Linked DNA regions of Homo sapiens: all the other regions are linked to region 1. Evidence: chromatin contacts called from ENCODE Hi-C or POLR2A ChIA-PET data. All regions are on one chromosome and are shown on one strand. The core of a region is the stretch at or near the end of the contact, and the rest is flanking DNA. Distances in the headings are between cores, read along the strand shown. Region 1 holds the start of PBX3-DT (PBX3 divergent transcript). Region 2 overlaps MVB12B (multivesicular body subunit 12B). Region 3 holds the start of ARPC5L (actin related protein 2/3 complex subunit 5 like). Region 4 holds the start of RABEPK (Rab9 effector protein with kelch motifs). Region 5 holds the start of GOLGA1 (golgin A1). Region 6 holds the start of NRON (non-coding repressor of NFAT).

The links. Hi-C counts contacts between places; a loop is a spot of excess contacts on that map. ChIA-PET counts read pairs that join two places held with the same protein, here RNA polymerase II (POLR2A). Pooled maps may share reads with other maps.
Region 2: a loop to region 1 is called in a map of dorsolateral prefrontal cortex, with 5 times the contacts of the local background. The contact joins the enhancer-like site here to the promoter of PBX3-DT in region 1. A Hi-C loop is called at or near these places in 3 of 168 maps with a recorded cell type or tissue (IMR-90, MCF 10A and dorsolateral prefrontal cortex), 1 of 37 single-sample maps with no recorded cell type and 11 of 50 pooled maps.
Region 3: a map of naive thymus-derived CD4-positive, alpha-beta T cell shows a loop between it and region 1 (30-fold over the local background). The contact joins the promoter of ARPC5L here to the promoter of PBX3-DT in region 1. A Hi-C loop is called at or near these places in 3 of 168 maps with a recorded cell type or tissue (ascending aorta and naive thymus-derived CD4-positive, alpha-beta T cell), 5 of 37 single-sample maps with no recorded cell type and 16 of 50 pooled maps. POLR2A ChIA-PET finds 5 or more read pairs at or near these places in 1 of 52 experiments (activated CD4-positive, alpha-beta T cell).
Region 4: a loop to region 1 is called in a map of naive thymus-derived CD4-positive, alpha-beta T cell, with 6 times the contacts of the local background. The contact joins the promoter of RABEPK here to the promoter of PBX3-DT in region 1. A Hi-C loop is called at or near these places in 2 of 168 maps with a recorded cell type or tissue (CD8-positive, alpha-beta T cell and naive thymus-derived CD4-positive, alpha-beta T cell) and 7 of 50 pooled maps. POLR2A ChIA-PET finds 5 or more read pairs at or near these places in 1 of 52 experiments (activated CD4-positive, alpha-beta T cell).
Region 5: a map of CD8-positive, alpha-beta T cell shows a loop between it and region 1 (28-fold over the local background). The contact joins the promoter of GOLGA1 here to the promoter of PBX3-DT in region 1. A Hi-C loop is called at or near these places in 4 of 168 maps with a recorded cell type or tissue (B cell, CD8-positive, alpha-beta T cell, ascending aorta and 1 more) and 19 of 50 pooled maps. POLR2A ChIA-PET finds 5 or more read pairs at or near these places in 1 of 52 experiments (GM10248).
Region 6: a map of chondrocyte shows a loop between it and region 1 (2.4-fold over the local background). The contact joins the promoter of NRON here to the promoter of PBX3-DT in region 1. A Hi-C loop is called at or near these places in 1 of 168 maps with a recorded cell type or tissue (chondrocyte), 1 of 37 single-sample maps with no recorded cell type and 6 of 50 pooled maps. POLR2A ChIA-PET finds 5 or more read pairs at or near these places in 2 of 52 experiments (Panc1 and activated CD4-positive, alpha-beta T cell).

The regions. Positions count from the first base shown.
Region 1 is chr9:125,744,439-125,747,178 of GRCh38, forward strand. PBX3-DT (PBX3 divergent transcript) reads right to left here and starts at 1,491. Exons shown (of 2, transcript NR_122032.1): 1 at 978-1,491. RefSeq lists silencers at 2,030-2,459, 2,710-2,740.
Region 2 is chr9:126,489,005-126,491,830 of GRCh38, forward strand. The region is part of intron 9 of MVB12B (multivesicular body subunit 12B); the gene reads left to right. Among named protein-coding and RNA genes, the nearest start is that of NRON, 80 kb to the left of the region's middle. Within about 2 kb of position 1,292, at least 3 of the 41 ENCODE cell types and tissues checked have a DNase peak (open chromatin) inside an H3K27ac peak, as active enhancers do; they include dorsolateral prefrontal cortex, where a contact is called at or near this core.
Region 3 is chr9:124,860,791-124,863,490 of GRCh38, forward strand. ARPC5L (actin related protein 2/3 complex subunit 5 like) reads left to right here and starts at 1,340. Exons shown (of 6, transcript NM_030978.3): 1 at 1,340-1,608. It overlaps RPL35 (ribosomal protein L35), which reads right to left and starts at 1,167. Exons shown (of 4, transcript NM_007209.4): 1 at 1,120-1,167; 2 at 629-765. The coding sequence starts at 1,122. RefSeq lists enhancers at 668-1,291, 727-776, 817-926, 1,367-1,586 and a silencer at 1,077-1,346.
Region 4 is chr9:125,199,149-125,201,848 of GRCh38, forward strand. It overlaps RABEPK (Rab9 effector protein with kelch motifs), which reads left to right and starts at 1,394. Exons shown (of 8, transcript NM_005833.4): 1 at 1,394-1,758. LOC105376271 (a long non-coding RNA gene) reads right to left here and starts at 1,248. Exons shown (of 2, transcript NR_135145.1): 1 at 1,078-1,248; 2 at 385-507. RefSeq lists a silencer at 1,272-1,321.
Region 5 is chr9:124,939,667-124,942,366 of GRCh38, forward strand. GOLGA1 (golgin A1) reads right to left here and starts at 1,417. Exons shown (of 23, transcript NM_002077.4): 1 at 1,305-1,417; 2 at 440-489. RefSeq lists enhancers at 1,009-1,509, 1,510-2,010 and silencers at 1,092-1,461, 1,792-1,851.
Region 6 is chr9:126,409,092-126,411,838 of GRCh38, forward strand. It overlaps NRON (non-coding repressor of NFAT), which reads right to left and starts at 1,413. Exons shown (of 1, transcript NR_045006.1): 1 at 1-1,413. All of the region lies in intron 6 of MVB12B (multivesicular body subunit 12B), which reads left to right.

The sequences.
Region 1 (2,740 bases), core at 241-2,740:
CCTCCACCTCCTGGGTACAAGTGATTCTCCTGCCTCAGCCTCCTGAGTAGCTGGGATTACAGGCGCCTGCCACCAAGCCCAGCTAATTTTTTGTATTTTTAGTAGAGATGGGGTTTCACCATGTTGGCCAGGCTGGTCTCAACTCCTGACCTTGTGATCCACCTGCCTCGGCCTCCCAAAGTTCTGAGATTACAGGCATGAGCCACCGGCCTATTTACATTTTTATATATGTTGCTTTGCTTACATAACTCATTGTTCGGAGTGGGCTAGAAATAACCATAAATCCCCATTGCTAATTAGCCTCATCCTCATGACTGATTAGTCAAGATTATGAGTCTAGAAGGAGGGCAGAGAGGAGTCCTAATAGTGAGTCACAGGATTATTGAATTTTACAGCTGGAAGGAATCTTAGAATTTAAGGCATCTTTCAGTTAGAATTCTGTGGTTTTGCATCCTCAGCGTTGGAGAATTATGAAAGGTTGACCGCTTGCTCCTGCGCCTTTTGGCAAAAATGCTTAAGAATTTGGTGACAGCTTTAAAAAACAAATTAAGAATAAAGAAAAAACCCAATCAATGACGATTATAAGTAACCCATAATGGGGGCTTCAAAGAAGAATTGGAAACTTGACATATCAATGGGGTATAGAAGAGCAGAGAATATTAATGAACATGAAGGGGGTTCTTCTTTGGAGGTAAGTAAGCAGAGTGGATTTTTTGGAACTCCCTCCTCAGCAGCTGTGCAGTTTGTAAGGATTTTAGCTTGCCTAACTGTAAGCTTAGCTATTAGCTTTGCAGTGGGGAGTATTTAAAAGTACACACAACATATGAAGGAAAGAACCTGGAACCGAGTAGCCTGCTTCATTCCAAGAATCCATCTGGCATTTAAAGAACTGCTTGTCCTACATTAAACCCTGCAGAGTAAGAGCCATTTTTCATATCCTCATACCCCTATTTTTGGTTTCAGGTAAGACAGCTTACTGAGTTTGGAGAAGGAACAAAGAGACTTTTCCGAACCACCGAACCAAAGGACTCATCTAGGGTGAGCTCAATGAATCTAAAATCGGGAACACACATTGCAGCCCCTGTTTGGGAAATCAGCTTAAGAGCAATCTCAAGTCTCCACAAGAGGCGGAGGTCCATATTCCAAAATAATGTGAGCCTTCAGTTATTTGTAGGTAGAATTCAATGGAAGAAGGGGTGTTATAGATACGAAAAATCGTGGCTGGCGTTACCAACATTAAATGACTCGTGGTGATGGGGTAAGTTGACAAGTGAAATCCAGTCTCTTCCTAAACAAACGTATCTTTGTAATGAAGAGCTCGTTTTTGCAGCTTCAGTACATCTGGAGGCATCGAATAGCAAACGCTGCCAAAGGAGTAGTCCCTGGATTATCAGGAGTTGCAGAGTGTGTAAAGTGTTGTAAACCTTGAAATTAGTCCTGGACTGAAGGCACTTTCCCTCCTCCCAGACTCGCTTCTCTCTGACACATTTCCCCTTTCAATGGAAAGTCTATGGCAGTCAGGTCCACTCAGCTCAGACTTCAAGTATGTGAGACCACAGGTTCCCACCTTAACTGGTCACCCATTGAGGGACAGCACAAGACCCCGGTGCTGGCGCCAACGCTGAGCTGCGCCCTCTCGGTTACCATGGCGACCGCAGGCGGGGCGAGGCCCCCACTCGCCGCTTCCCCGCCTCTGCCCAGAACCTTTCGAACGCTCCAATTGGGACGACCCTTTCTTGCCTCTGTCCCGCCCCATTCGGCTCTAAGCGCTTTGCGATTGGCCCGGGACGAGCGGCCTGGTACCCAGAGGGCACCACCTCCTGACAGGAAGAGCGGGAAAGTGCACCAGGAGCTGTCCGAGGCGTGAAGCTCACGGGCGCGGCGGGGGAGCACACGGTTGGCTTTGCAGCGAGTTGCCCACTGTCCCATACACAACCCCCCGCTCCCATGACTGCCAAAAGCATGGAGCAGGAGTCGGGGTGCGGGCACACCGTTTGTGGGCCGGCCCGGTCTATCCCGGGGGGCTAGGACGCGACGAGGTTGGAGCGAGGATCCGGCGGCACACTCCGGAGCGCGGAGTATCAGAGGCCAGAGGGAACGGGCCGGGCCCCGGGGGCGGTGCCGGCGGCGGCGGCGGGAGGCGCAGAGCCCAATGAGCGCGCGCACCGCCCCGGGGGCGGGGTCTGAGGAGCGCTCCCCCGCCCTTGCCAGCCCCCGTCCCTCCCCCCGGCGCGGGGCCGCAGTGAGTGAGTGGCACTGGCAGCCTGTCAATCCCTCGGCCCAGCGGCCTTCCAGCCCGGTCCGCGGCGGCTGCTGGCTGGGTGCGCGGCTCCGGCGGCGGCGGCGGCGACTTCTCCCGCCCTATCCATCGGCTGTCCGCCCGGCGCGCGGCCCGCCGGGGCCCTCCTCCGGGCTCAGCGCCCCCGCCGCCTCTGCCCGCCCGCTCCCAAACTTTCCTCCTCCGCCCCCCCTCGCTCCCCGCGGCCCGCCCGCAGGCCTCCTCCTCCGCCGCCGCCCGCCGCCGCCGCCGCTGCCTCCCCCGGGGCCGCCGGGGCTCGGATCCCGCCTGGCCGAGGCGGCGGCGGCGGCCGAGGAGGGCAGTGCGCAGGCTGGCGCGGGGGGCGGCGGGCGTCCCGGCAACTCGGCGGGCGCTGAGGAGCAAGTTGCGCGGGGCCGCCCGGCGGGGCGCGCGGCGGCGAGGAGGCGGCGCGGCGGCCGCGTGAGGGCAGCGGGCGCCGCC
Region 2 (2,826 bases), core at 42-2,541, 740 kb after region 1:
GCCTGGCCTAGGAGCTGCCCAGCACTGATTGACAAACAGGGTGTCACTTGGTTGTGGGTGGGTGTCCCTCAGCCCCCAGCATCCTGAGGAGCCCCAGGGAGCATGCGCTCCTGGGCCCGGACAGCCAGGCTGCCCTGGAGAACTGGAAGGGGAATGAGCCCATTCAGATGCCGGTGTCTGCAGGGACCCTCATGGGCTGTGTAGGCAGTGGACAGGACACAGCCTCCCAGTGTGGATGCCTGGGGTAGGGGACAAATTTGCTGTATAGGCTTGGCCCTGGGGCATGTTCCCAGGCCCCCTCACCCCAAAGTGGAACACAGGCCTGCTCATCCCAGCCCAGCGTGCCACACAGCGCGGCAGTCAGGGCACCTGGCAGCTGGTGGAGCGTGGTTAGATGTAGCTGCCCTGCTCTTCACCAGGGTCTCCCCAAGAGTCGTGGTACCTGATGCACTTGGGTGAAATTTCATGAAAAATGCCCAAGGACGGTCATGTTTTAAAGTTAGAATCAGTGGATGCGCCATTGAGCAAATTTTGAAGGAAAGGATCTGTGGAAAGACAGAAAACCTCTCACGATTCAGACATGCTCCATGATGGCGCGGGTGGCTGAAAGTGAAGGAAGCCGTGATTCATAGAGAAATTCCAACTCAAACGCCGTCACCCTGCTGGCTCCCCATGACAGAGCAGTGGCCTTCTGCCTGGCCATCTTCCAGCAGCCATGTGCTCCTGCCACCTCCGTCACCTCGCACCCAGAGCAGGGGCTTTGCTGTCCTCCCAGGGCCCGCATACATGAGTCCCAGGCATGAGGAAGTGAATTTTTACCTCATCGTCCCTCAGCCAGGGAGGTGACCAGGGGCTGGTCAGTGGCAGCCTCGTGGCCACCGTGGGCAGTTTTCTTGTCCCGGCCCCACCTGTCCGTGCCTTGTCCCCTCCCCTCCAGTTTGGCTCTGCAGGAGGGCAGTGGGTGACCCGGTGGGGCTGTTGTCCCAGTGAAGCCCTTACGGTTCTCCAGACAAAAGGCTGTCTGTGTCCCAGAGCCTGGAAAGTGTAATTTCGCAGCCAGCGCCCATGATGAAGCATCTTCTCTGGGCGTGAGGAGATGGGTGTATAAATATTCTCTGTCTCTGCCGCTCTTTATTTCCCTGGTAAGCAGTTGCCCCATTTCTCTAGCTGATGGATTCCCCATCGCAACCAGGGTGGGAGCTGCCTGGCTCTGCAGTCCAGGCGGGAGCTTCTAAAATAATCCTCATGTCTTGATTACCTGTGTATCCTCCCTCCCCACCCACGGTCCCGCCCTGGCATCCGTGGAAGACCTCACCATCCCGGTCAGGAGGCAGCAGCCTTGGGTGTAGGTTTCATGCTGTGTGCTTAACTACCCGCAAGCCTTGTGAGAACAGGAGTGAACCATTCCTGTAATGACAGGGCACCGGGCAGTGGAGAAGTCCGGAGCGACTTCCAGCCCCATGCGGAGCCGTTTCTATCAGCTGCCAACCTCAGCAGAAACCACAGTGCTCCCCGTTCCCTTCCAGGAGTGCCACCATCAAAACCGCGGCGGAGGAAGCACACATTAGCCTGCCGCACTCCTGGCGGAGCAACAGCCTCCATTTTCATTCGACTTTAAAGCCGAAAGATGAGGGAGGGTCTAATTAGTAAAGGGATGCTCTAATATTAATCACCCGCTTAAAATTGACAAGGGAGGCAGTTCATTTAACCACTTAATTGCCACAGGTTTTTATGGGCTGCTGTTTGCAGACATATTTAATGAAGAAGTTATAAATCTAAGGGAGCTTACAGTTTTAATTTTATACCTAAATATTTTCCTTGTTCTCATGTTTGTAGTCAGTCCTCAAGAGTGTAGTCACGTGGAATGTTCTTTAAATGAACATATTTGCTAACTGGCGTGATTTCAGTTTTTAAAACACTGGTTCCAGCAATTAGGCATTTTTTTCAGTTCCCAAATGACTAGAGAAATCCGTCTTGATTATAATTGCTCTTAGCCACGCATATCTAATTTGTGTCTTTTTAAGTGTTAATTAGTAAACAGTTTGAGCTGACATCTTTATGTGTTTGTGCGTTGAAAAATGGGGCTTATTGCTTATTTAGCTTGGGGCCGATTCCACTAGCATTTACGTCACGACACTGAGGTGGAATTAATGAAAATGCATTTGGCAGCATGAGGTGAAAAGGATTTTTGAATTCAACTTTTAGACGTCCGCATTGCGTGGGCTTCTGCGGGTCTCTTCAAATATACGAGGTTAGCGTAGATTTGGGACCTATGTCCCGCAGGAATAAAGTGAAGCAGATTTTTGTATCAATAATGAAATGGCAGCGTCCCAATTTTATAAAAGCAAAATGTTCCTATTCCCGCACAATTGTTCATTCTTTCTACTTTTGGAAAGCTTTCCTGGTGCTTATTAGATGTTGAAGAATTTTGTGGCGCGAACTGGTGCAGCCTGAAAAATGTGCGGTCCCTTTGCACCATCTAGTGGTAGGATCTTAAACTGCAGCAGGAAATAAGGTGCCTTTTCTCTGCCTATGAGATTCAATATTTCACCGCCCAGAATCCTTGTTATTTCTTTATTTTTCTGTTAGAAAGCTGAAATGTTTGGGGAAATAAATCTGCCTACTTCAGATATTAAAAGTTAGATAAATAAAAAGAAACCAACCTAGTCTGCTCCCTTTAATATATTGCTAAAAGACACAAAACTATCACCCAAATTCCTACAGAGCTGTCACACTGAGCTAATTCCAGCCCAAAACAAAGAAACCTAACGAATTAGTAAAGTAGATGCCTTGCAGAAATCATGAGAGAAGTCTGAGGCTTCTTTT
Region 3 (2,700 bases), core at 90-2,589, 880 kb before region 1:
ATCCTCCCACCCCTGCCTCTACTAAGGTTGTTTGGGGGCAAAGAGGGCAACCACCATTTTTTTTTTTTGGAGACAGGGTCTCACCTGTCAACCAGACTGAAGAGCAGTGGCCCCATCATAGCCTCCCAACTCCTGGGCTCAAGTGATCCTCCTGCCTCAGCCTCCAGAGTAGCTGGGACTACAGGCCTGTACCACCACACCCATCTAATTTTTTTTTGAGAAGTGGACTTTGTACCCAGGTTGATGAACTCCAAACCCATGTTCCTTTCACAAGTCTCCCGCACTCTTAGCCATGTAAAATAACTTACGCTGCCACTCCAGGGTGCAAGCCACCCACCTGCCAAGGGGGTTAAAAACTCAAGTGTTGGTGGGAAGCGGAAGGAAGGGGTCCGGGTAGGCTTTGAAGGCAGCATTAAGATGGGTCTCCGGGGATGCATTCCAGGCACAAGGACCGCAAGGTCAAGGCAGGTAAGAGGCTAAGCACACAACGGGTCTCCCATGCGCGCCAGGATGCACGGAGTGGGCATCTAAGCGGCCAGCTCCTTAAGCCAACTTTGAAATCCTCCGACGATCCCGATGCACACGTGCTCCCCACCCACGAGGGCTGTGATCCGGCCGCCTCACTTACATCTTAGAGAGCTTGGAGGCCGCACCGCCTGTCACTTTGGCGACGCGCAGCTGGGACAGCTCCACCTTCAGGTCGTCCAGCTGTTTCAGCAGCTCCTCCTTCTTCTTCCCGCGAAGATCTCGAGCCTTGATCTTGGCCTGCGCGCAAGAGAGAGTGTGCCTCAGCCAGGCCGCGGGGCCATATCCCCTTCACCTGCGTGGCCAGCCCCCAAAGGCGCGCGACTCGCCATCGACTACGAGTGCGCCGGAGCCCCAACCAGGGCTCAGGACAGTCTCCCTCGCCGGCCGTGCCTTGGGCAGAGTAACCCAGGCCCGGGCCGCGCGCCTCTCCCGGCGCCAAGCGAAGAGGCGGGTTGTGGTGGCGCCAGACCATTCTGCGCGGCGCCCCACAGGCCTAGGTGGCAGATAGAATCCGCGGGCTCAGCCCGCACCGCCTTCCCCAACCCCCGCGCCTCACAGCGCTCGGATGGCGCCCGATTCCGCAGCTCTCACCATTGCTGCACAAGCCGCCAACGCCGCCGCCCGCTCCGAGGGAAAGAGGAAGTAGGCGGGGCTGACCTCCGCAACTACTGCCGGGTGGCGGCGGGCGCGGCCAATGGCGCCGCAGCGGGGGAGCCCCGGCTCCGCCTCATCTCCCCCGCCCCCGAGGAACGCCGTGGTACTGCCCGCCCCGCCTGGTAGGGCCGGAGCCCCGCCTTGTAGTGCTCGCCTCATTCACGGCACCCCTGATAGCGAGGTCGGCGTCACGGTGTAGGCGCGCAGTTGGGGAAACCGAGGCCCAACGTGGGCGGCAGCTACCAGAGATGGCACACGGAGGACTCAAATTCGTCCATTCAGTCATTCGTTCATTCATTCCTTCGGGAAACCTTGCAGATCTCCCAATCTGGGCAACTCTGAGCTGGGCGCCAGTAGTCTGGGGGTGCTGACGGGAGGAGGGGCCAGAGTTTTCAAAGACGATTAACCGAGGCTCACGTCGCGGAGGAATTTAAAGCGCGAGATGGACGGGAGGGGCGGGCTCAGGCAGTTATAATCCAACTCCATAAAGGTTCTGGGGAGGCAGTATATGGAACTGCAAAGAGCATTTACACCTTTTTTTTTTTTTTTTTTTTTGAGACAGAGCTTCATTCTGTCGCCCAGGGTGCCAGGCTGGAGTGCAGTGTCGCGATCTCGGCTTACTGCAACCTCCGCCTCCCGGGTTCAGCGATTCTCCTGCCCCAGCCTCCCGAGTAGCTGAGTAGCTGGGATTACAGGCATGCACCACCACGCCTGGCTAATTTTTTGTATTTTTAGTAGAGACGGGGTTTCGCCATGTTGCCCAGGCTGATCTTGAACTCCTCAGCTCAGGTGATCCCCTCGCCTCGGCCTCCCAAAGTGCTGGGATTACAGGCGTGAGCCACCACGCCTGGCCCCAGCCTTTATTTATTTTTTTTATTTTTTAATTTTTTTTTTCAGACAGGGTCTCGCTCTGTCACCCTGGCTGGAAGGCATGGCGCGCTCTCCGCCCACCAAAACCTCCGCTTCCCGGGTTCAAGCAGCCCTCCCACCTCAGTCTCCCGAGTAGCTGAAACTACAGGCACAAGCCACCAGGCCTGGCTAATTTGTTTATTTTTTGTAGAGCTGTTGCCCAGGGTGGTCTCCTGGGCTCAAGCAATCCGCCCTCCTCGGCCTCCCAGAGTGCCTAGGATTACAGGGGTTAGCCACCTCGCCTGGCCATACAGCCTTTTTTATTTTTATTTTATTTTTTATATATTTTTTGAGATGGAGTCTGGCTCTGTCGCCTAGGCTGGAGTGCAGTGGCGCGATCTCGGCTCACTGCAACCTCCACCTCCCGGGTTCAAGAGATTCTCCTGCCTTGGCCTCCCCAGTAACTGGGACTACAGGTGTGTGCCACTACACCCAGCTAAATTTTTGTATTTTTAGTAGAGACAAGGTTTAGCCAGGCTGGTCTCAAACCCCTGACCTCAAGTGATCCACCCGCCTCAGCCTCCCAAAATACTGGGATTACAGGTGTGAGCCACTGCGCCCGGCTAGTACAGCCTTTTTTAAAGTGAACCTGACCAGGTTTCAAATTCT
Region 4 (2,700 bases), core at 144-2,643, 550 kb before region 1:
TTTTTTCTTGAGACGGAGTCTGGCTCTGTCACCCAGGCTGGAGTGCAGTGGCACTATCTCGGCTCACTGCAACCTCCGCCTCCCAGATTCAAGCAATTTTCCTGCCTCAGCCTCCTGAGTAGCAGGGATTACAGGCGCCCACCACCACGCCTAGCTAATTTTTGTGTTTTTAGTTGGGGGGGGGGGCGGGGGCGTTCACCATGTAGGCCAGGCTGGTCTCGAACTCCTGACCTCGTGATCCGCCCGCCTCGGCCTCCCAAAGTGCTGGACTTATAGGCGTGAGCCACCGCGCCCAGCCTATGATAGAAATCTTATTAGCTCCATGGTTACAAACAGACAACCCTGAGGCCTGGAGGAAAGTAACTTCAGAACAGATACTCTCCTGGCTGAACTTTATATTTATTGCACTCTTGGCAGTCGTCCCTAGTTGTCTTTTTCTTTGATCTCTCTCTAGTTAAGACTTGCTCCTGGAGGCAAAGCGTGGTGGTGTCTGGCTCAGCATAGCACCTGCCATAATTACAAATGGCAATTATGGAATGAATCAGCTGTTTAAAGCACCAAATCTTGAGCTGGCCCGAAGACTGCGCAGGAGGATTGCATGCTCAACTCTCCCCTTTAGAAACTGTTAACAATCGTTGTGGCCGGGCGCGGTGGCTCACGCCTGTAATCCCAGCACTTTGGGAGGCCGAGGCGGGTGGATCATGAGGTCAGGAGATCGAGACCATCCTGGCTAACAAGGTGAAACCCCGTCTCTACTAAAAATACAAAAAAAATTAGCCGGGCGCGGTGGCGGGCGCCTGTAGTCCCAGCTACTCGGGAGGCTGAGGCAGGAGAATGGCGTGAACCCGGGAAGCGGAGCTTGCAGTGAGCCGAGATTGCGCCACTGCAGTCCGCAGTCCCGCCTGGGCGACAGAGCGAGACTCCGTCTCAAAAAAAAAAAAAAAAAACAATCGTTGTAACTGGAAATGTAACTGTTATACCCTCCCCCCCTTTTATTTATTTATTTTTTTGAGAGGGAGTTTTTGCGCTGTTGCCCAAGCTGGAGTGTGGTGGCGCCCAGCCCTGTTAGCCCCTTACAGAGTAGATCAGCTGCCGCAGGCATCTGAGTTCCCCAAACGGACGCCCGAACCCGGCATTGCGCAAATCGTTTCCAAGTAGCCCCGGCTTATTTATCCCGTCCGGGAGGGAGGGACCCAGGGAAGGCCCACCCCACTTGGTTCCCGAGAAATGCAGAGCCTGGCGTCCACTCCCGGTCTGGGGGACCCCTCCACCGCCAGCCCAGGAAGTCAGCGCCGGGCCCTCGGGGCGGAGCAGGGAAGAGGGAGCGGTTGGCCCGGACGCTCTTCCGGGTCCTGGGAGGAGGGCCCGGACCTAAGCCCCGCCCCTCCGGGGTGGAGTCACGGCTCGCGACTGGCCTAAGTCGCCGCAGGTATTGCAGTCCGGGGCTGGAGGGTAGGGGCGAGGGTCCCCGGATACCGGGTCTATCACGGTCTCGGGCAGGGAGTCTGAATCTTTTAGGGGAGTGGGCCCAAGCCGGGTGCAAAGAACGGGGAAGGGCCTTCCCTGGCTCCGTCCCGGCCACTTTGACCGAATCAGCCTGTTCTTTCCCGACCCCGTCTCCTATCCCCTAGAACTGCCACGTGGGGATGAGATTTGCTGGGCTGGTAGCGGCGGCTGCTGCGGGAGGTCCCGCCCACGTGAAGCCAGCCTAACTGAGCTCTGGACTTTGGGGACAGCTGTCAGTGGCCTAGGCCGCAGGTGAGATTTATCCATTCATCTCTCAATCTATTTTCTTTCTTCATTCACTAGCCACTCCCCCACTTCTACTCCATGCCAGGTCCATTGGTAGGTTCTCGGAATGGATCTGACAGGCCCAGCCCTCTAGGAACTTAGTCTAGTGGAATTTAATCTAGAATCTAGTCTAGAAGCCTTAAATAGATAAACATTCCAAATGATTCCTGCAATGGTGATGGCTAATACCTTCAGAGCCCAGTGGGTGGAAGAAGGAAGTAACTTGGATGTGGGTGGAAGAGAAAAGGGCAAATCAGGGAAGGTTTCACCAGGGAAGGGACTTTTGAACTGGGCTTTGAAGGTTAACTAGGAGTTTGCAAATTTCCCAGAAGGGAAGCGACATTCCAAATAGGGGAAGCAGAACAGGCTGCAAAATTATGAAAAGGCCTGCCATATTACAAGAACAGCAAAAAAACCAATAATGCAAGAGATTGTGGAGGTGAGTTCACGGGAAAAAAGCTCAACAGCAGAAGGCCTTACTTTCTATGCTATGTTGAGGCCAAGATTTATCCCAGAGCTCAGTATTTCTCAGCTTCTTTAAATATTTTGTCCTTTGAGCGGAGAGCAGTGGCTCACACCTGTAATCCCAGCTTTTTAGGAGGCTGAGGTGGAAGAATTGCCTGAGGCTAGGAGTTCGAGACCAGCCTGGACAACAAAGCGAAACCTCCATTTCTATTTTTTTTTCTTTTTTTGAGGAGGAGTCTTGCTCTGTCGCCAGGCTGGAGTGCAAGTGGCGCAATTTCGGCTCACTGCAACCTCCGCCTCTTGGGTTCAAGCAATTCTCACGCCTCAGCCTCCTGAGTAGCTGGGACTACAGGCGTGGGCCACAACGCCCAGCTAATTTTTTTTGTATTTTTAGTAAAGACAGGGTTTCACCATGTTGGCCAGGATGGTATCGATCTGACCTCA
Region 5 (2,700 bases), core at 167-2,666, 800 kb before region 1:
ATTCTCCTGCCTCAGCCTCCCGAGTAGCTGGGATTACAGGAATGCGCCACTATGCCCGGCTTATTTTATATTTTTAGTAGAGACGAGGTTTCTCCGTGTTGGTCAGGCTGGTCTCAAACTCTTGACCTCAGATGATCCACCTGCATTGGCCTCCCAAAGTGCTGGGATTACAGGCATAAGCCACTGCGCCCGGCCTCACAGTTTCTTTTCTTAAGAATGTTTGACATGATATTCAAAGTAAGATTCAAAAACCTTTTCCTCCTAATGGTGTATAAAACACTAATATTCTGGTTCCAACCTTAACTTTCCATGTTTTGTGGAGGATACCTAAGCTCTGCTCTGAGATACACAAATGCCATCTTACCACTTCAGATCCTCCATTAAGGCTGTACAATTCTTCAGAAACTTTACTTTCAATGTGTGTAAACCACTTACTCACCTGGCTTATCTACTAGATTTAAAACAGCTTGGAGGTCAAAGCATTCTGTCCTGCATGAAGACAAAGATAAAATGCATTGGGTATTTCTTTTCAAGTGTATGGCCAAAATGTTGGGTGGGGATAGGGGGAAGAAGTGAAGGAAGAGGAGGGGCAGAAGAAGGATTAAAGGGGGTAAGAAAACCTGTCACAACTCTCAATGGGATACCCTCCCTAACCCTGATCTCCTATGAAATTGTTTTTTGCCTAAGAGCTTCACTTACAAGCGCATAGAACAGAATTGATCACCGCAGCGGGTGCCTAAATTCACTTCTCCCTGGGAGCCCTGAGCAAAACAATTTGAATGAGGTTAAGTTTTCCTGGAGCCAGTATTTATTTCTCAGTTGATTACTACACTCACATACTGTTTACCCGGCCAGACCCTGGGCGTCTGGTCACGGATGTGCACTGACAAAAAGCAAGGCAAAATTGGGTAAAGACAGATGTCTAACCCCCAGGGAGGCAGGCAGGTGCCTGCCACGGCAGTTTGGATCTCACTCCCTCAGGCTACCTCCAGCCCCGCCCGTGCTTTGGACTGTCAAAGAAAGGAAGGATCCAACATCTCTCCCATTTGACAGCAAGGAAACTGAGCCCTAGAGAGGAGGAGCGACTTGTCCAAGGTCGCGCAGGGAGGAATCCCGGAACCCTAGGCTCCAGACTCCCAGGCCGGGGCAGCCCGCCTCCGCCCCCACTCTCACCCTTTCAGCACCCCGGTGCCGCCCCCCGCCTTGGGGCTCGGGCAACCCTGACCGGGCCGCTGTGGGGACAGACCGAGGCCACTGGGAGAATAAGGGGCCTGCTCGCATTCCCGGAGTCCTGGCCCGCGCACCTGCCTCTCTCTGGGAAGCCAGCAAAGCCCCGCCTCCCGGGCCTCTCGTGAGCCCCGGCCCGCGTCACCAACCCCCACCGCCCAGCCGGCGAGCCGAGCAGCGACCCGGAACCGCACGTCTCCCAGCGCGCCGGAAGTGACTGCGCGGTGGGGGGAGGGGGTTGGTCCGACGCGCGCATGCGCCCGTGCGCGGCCTTGGCGGCTACTGTTACCACCTCTGAGCGGCGACTGGGCCGGAACGGCTGGAGTTCTCGGGTGCCCAGCCGGGCGCTCCCTCAGCCCAGTTCGCCACGTCAGCGAGCGGCCAGAGCCACAGATGATGACTGAGTCTCCGAGGCCTCTCGGTCTTTTTCTATTTTAACAGGGGCGCGTGCAGAGCGTGGTAAGTGGGAGGGGCTTCGTGTCAAAAGTAAAAGAACCCAGTCGGTGCCACAGGCCCCGCTGTGCTGTGCTGGCTACAAACCCGGCCGGGGCTGCACTGCTTGGCCAGGCGCCCCCCCGCGCCGCCCGGTCCCGCCGCACCCTAGGCAGCTGCCTTGCCACCGTGTGACCCGGGAAGTCTGCGCCTCCAGCTTCACTCACAAGCCAGTAGCTCCAGAAACTAGTCCTGGGACCTTACACCTTGAGACCAGTTTTTAGACTTTGGCGCCTGTCACCTACTGTAGATGATGCGTTTTATATCGCAACCGAGTACATAACGTCCAGCAGAACCACGTTCTTACTATGTAATGCACTTAAAAACGCTGGTGGCAGCTCACTATATTGGATTAGCTTCACCATCCGCTGCTGGGCCGTCTCCTTTCTGCTTAGGAAGGAAGTTGAAAACATCAAAAGTGCACGGCGCGCGCTTCTGTGGTCCCAGCTACTCGGAAGACCGAGGTGGGAGGATCTCTTGAGACCAGGGCTTCCAGACCAGCCTGGGCACCGTGGCGAGACTCCGTCTCTTTAAATAAATAGCAATCATGCAGGCAGTAGGAAAATAAACAAAAGAGGAAAAACTATCTTGTTCCAAGTCACAGTCCAGGCCGGGCGCGGTGGCTCACTCCTGTAATCCCCACACTTTGAGAAGCCGAGGCGGGTGGTTCACCCGAGGTCAGGAGTTCAGACCAGCCTAACATAGCGAAACCTCGTCTCTACTAAAAATACAAAATTAGCCGGGCATGGTGGCCCATGCCTGTAATCCCAATTACTTGGGAGGCTGAGGCAGGATAATCGCTTGAACCCGGGAGGTGTAGGTTGCAGTGAGTCAAGATCGCGCCATTGCACTCCAGCCTGGGCAACAAGAGCGAAACTCTATCTCAAACAAAAAGTCACGGTCCAAATCAGTACCCTAAGTCAGGTCCCTGAACTCGTCAATGCCAAGCCAGCCATTCCACCTTAAGGAACTCTGGTTCCA
Region 6 (2,747 bases), core at 163-2,662, 660 kb after region 1:
CAACGGCATCGTGACTTCCATTGTGGGGGGGGGCTCAGTAATGCATTTTGAACCCAAGAGTTAAATTTTAGAATGCTGATTGAAGAGGCCTGGGTTTTGGTTTTCCTTTGATTTAGCCACACGGTGCAGATGATCCAAAATACAGCCTTGAAAACATTTTTGTGGGCCTTTGCGTGTTCTCTTTGTCATCACTTTTGGTGAGTAACTCTGTGTGTGTGTGTGTGTGTGTGTGTGTGTGTGTGTGTGTGTGTGTGTCCCTTGGGCCTTCTTTACACCACTCACAGGCGGTGTTACTTTGAGTGAGTTTTATCACTCTCTGAGCCTGTTTCTTCCTCTGTGAAATGGGGATAGAAATGCCTCCTTTGCAGGATTTGTCATGAGAATTAAATTGGGGGGGGACACAGAAAGCACCACCCTGGTGCCCAGTGAGCACCCATGCATGCTGGCTTTCTGTCTGTGTCCAGGGTTCAATGCAGAACTTAGCCTAAGCATGAGCAGGGCATCCCCTTAGACCTTTCCTTTGCCACCACGTGGCTCCCGCCTGCTGCAGTTGCAACTCCAGTCACCAGCACCCCTCCAGCACCCCACAGCATCAGAGACTGGGCACAGGCAACCTCCCCTGCGGAGCTGGGACTAGAATGGCTGTGTTCACAGGTGAGCAGCTGGGAAGGGGTTAAGATAGTAATTGTGTAAGTCTTCCAGGCTTTCTCCCAGTTCTGCGATAATTTGATGAAGAACTTCACCCTAATTAAATATTCAAATTAGGAATAAGTGTCAATATGGCTTCCCATTGCCTGGAATGATGATTAATTGTATTCAAAACTCTAGTGGCCCACTGTAATCTAAACCTAACCGTTGTTCTTGATTATTTCTGCACCACACTTGCCATGTTTTTGTTTTAAGATTTAAACTAGTAATTGATTTGCCATATGCCGTCAAGCTGCACGTACTTTATGCATTTAGGAACTTGGGGAGTTTGGAATTGTGATTTCCTTCATCTTCCAGTGGCAGCTTTTTTTTCCCCTTGTCCAATGCACAGTGATTTGGTTTTGTGTGTGTGTGTGTGTGTGTGTGTGTGTGTGCACGCATGCACGCGCATGCATGCATGTGTGTATGTGTTGCCCATGAGGAAAACCCATTCTACAGTCAGCCTGGTAGGTTGGAGTTGCATTGGTCGTGGCAAATGGGCTTCCTGAATGGAAAATGAACAGGTCTGTGTTTGCACTTACTTTGTGCCCTGTGTCATCTCAGTAAAGCAACATGGCATGGTGGAAAGAGCATGAACGCACATCCTAGCCCAGCCATTTTCTTCAGCTGTGTGACTTTGGGTGAGTTACTTAACCTCTCTGAACCACTTTTCCCCCACATATAGGGTACTACTTCCCTTGCTGGGTTGTTTACATTAGAGATGTGTATGAACATGAGGAATGGTGCAAGTGCCCAGTGAGTAGTAACTGCCATAGTCCTAAATAATTACAGGAGTGAAAATTCCAGGAACAAAGCCTTCACGCGGGCCTCCCTGGAAAGCCCCTCCCAGCCATGCAAGTCAAATCCCATTTCCTACCTCTCTGACTCCCGGAGCCTCCGTTGCCCATCCTTGGCTTTGTGACATCTCTTGGGCCACTGTCTAGACTCTTGAATTACTATTTCATTGCTCGGGCCTCTTCTCCCCAGCCACAGTCTTTTCTTTTTGCAGGTGGGACCATGGCTCCCATGTCCCTGGATACCTCCCAGGGCCTAACAGAGTGCCTGGCCTGTAGTAGACTCTCAACAGATGTTTGTTATTTTGGTTATTTCTTTTTTTTTTTTTTTTTGAGATGGAGTCTTACTCTGTCACCCAGGCTGGAGTGCAATGGCGTGATCTCTGCTTACTGCAGCCTCCACCTCCCAGGTTCAAGCAATTCTCCTGCCTCAGCCTCCTGAGTAGCTGGGATTACAGGCACACGCCACCACGCCCGGCTAATTTTTATATTTTTTAGTAGAAACGGGGTTTCACCATGTTGTTCAGGCTGGTCTTGAACTCCTGACCTCGTGATCCACCCGCCTTGGCCTCCCAAAGTGCTGTGATTACAGGCATGAGCCACCACACCCAGTTATTTCTTTTTCATGCCACTGTTTTAAAATTGAAGCATATAACCATATTGTCCTTTATGGCCTATCTTTTGATATTCAGAGCTTTTACTTTGTGATATAGGAGATTTATGTTCGTGTTTCAGTTGACTTATGGATAAATTCCTAAAGGGGAAGATACACGTTTCATTTGGTTTCTTAAACTGTCTCGGTGCCAGGCAGTGCCTAGCACACAGTAGGAGCACAATAAAAAAAGTGCGCTGAGTCAGTCGCCACATCCTAATTATAGCGGCCTTGTGTGCCTGTTGATACTGGTCCAGCTCCCCTGGCATGGGCCTGTGTTCACTGGGTAATACTTGGAATTAAGTTTTAGGTCTGGGCATAGAAGGTTTATAAGATAGTGAATATAACTGTAGAGGAAATAGGTCTCTTTTAAGTTTTACAAAACCTTACTTGTCTTGGCTTGTGTCAATTACAAAACGAAACAAAAAAGAGACTCATCAGACCGTGACAAATGATAGTAAACTTTGCGCATGGTGGTTTCTCCCTGAGGTTGGCTCCAAAATCAATATGAAAAGAAAACCACAACTGAAAATATTTTAGAGCCTAGAGTGATTAAAATAACTGACTTTCTGTTTTAGCGGAAACAAGTTACAAGAAAGAATTACAATATCTCC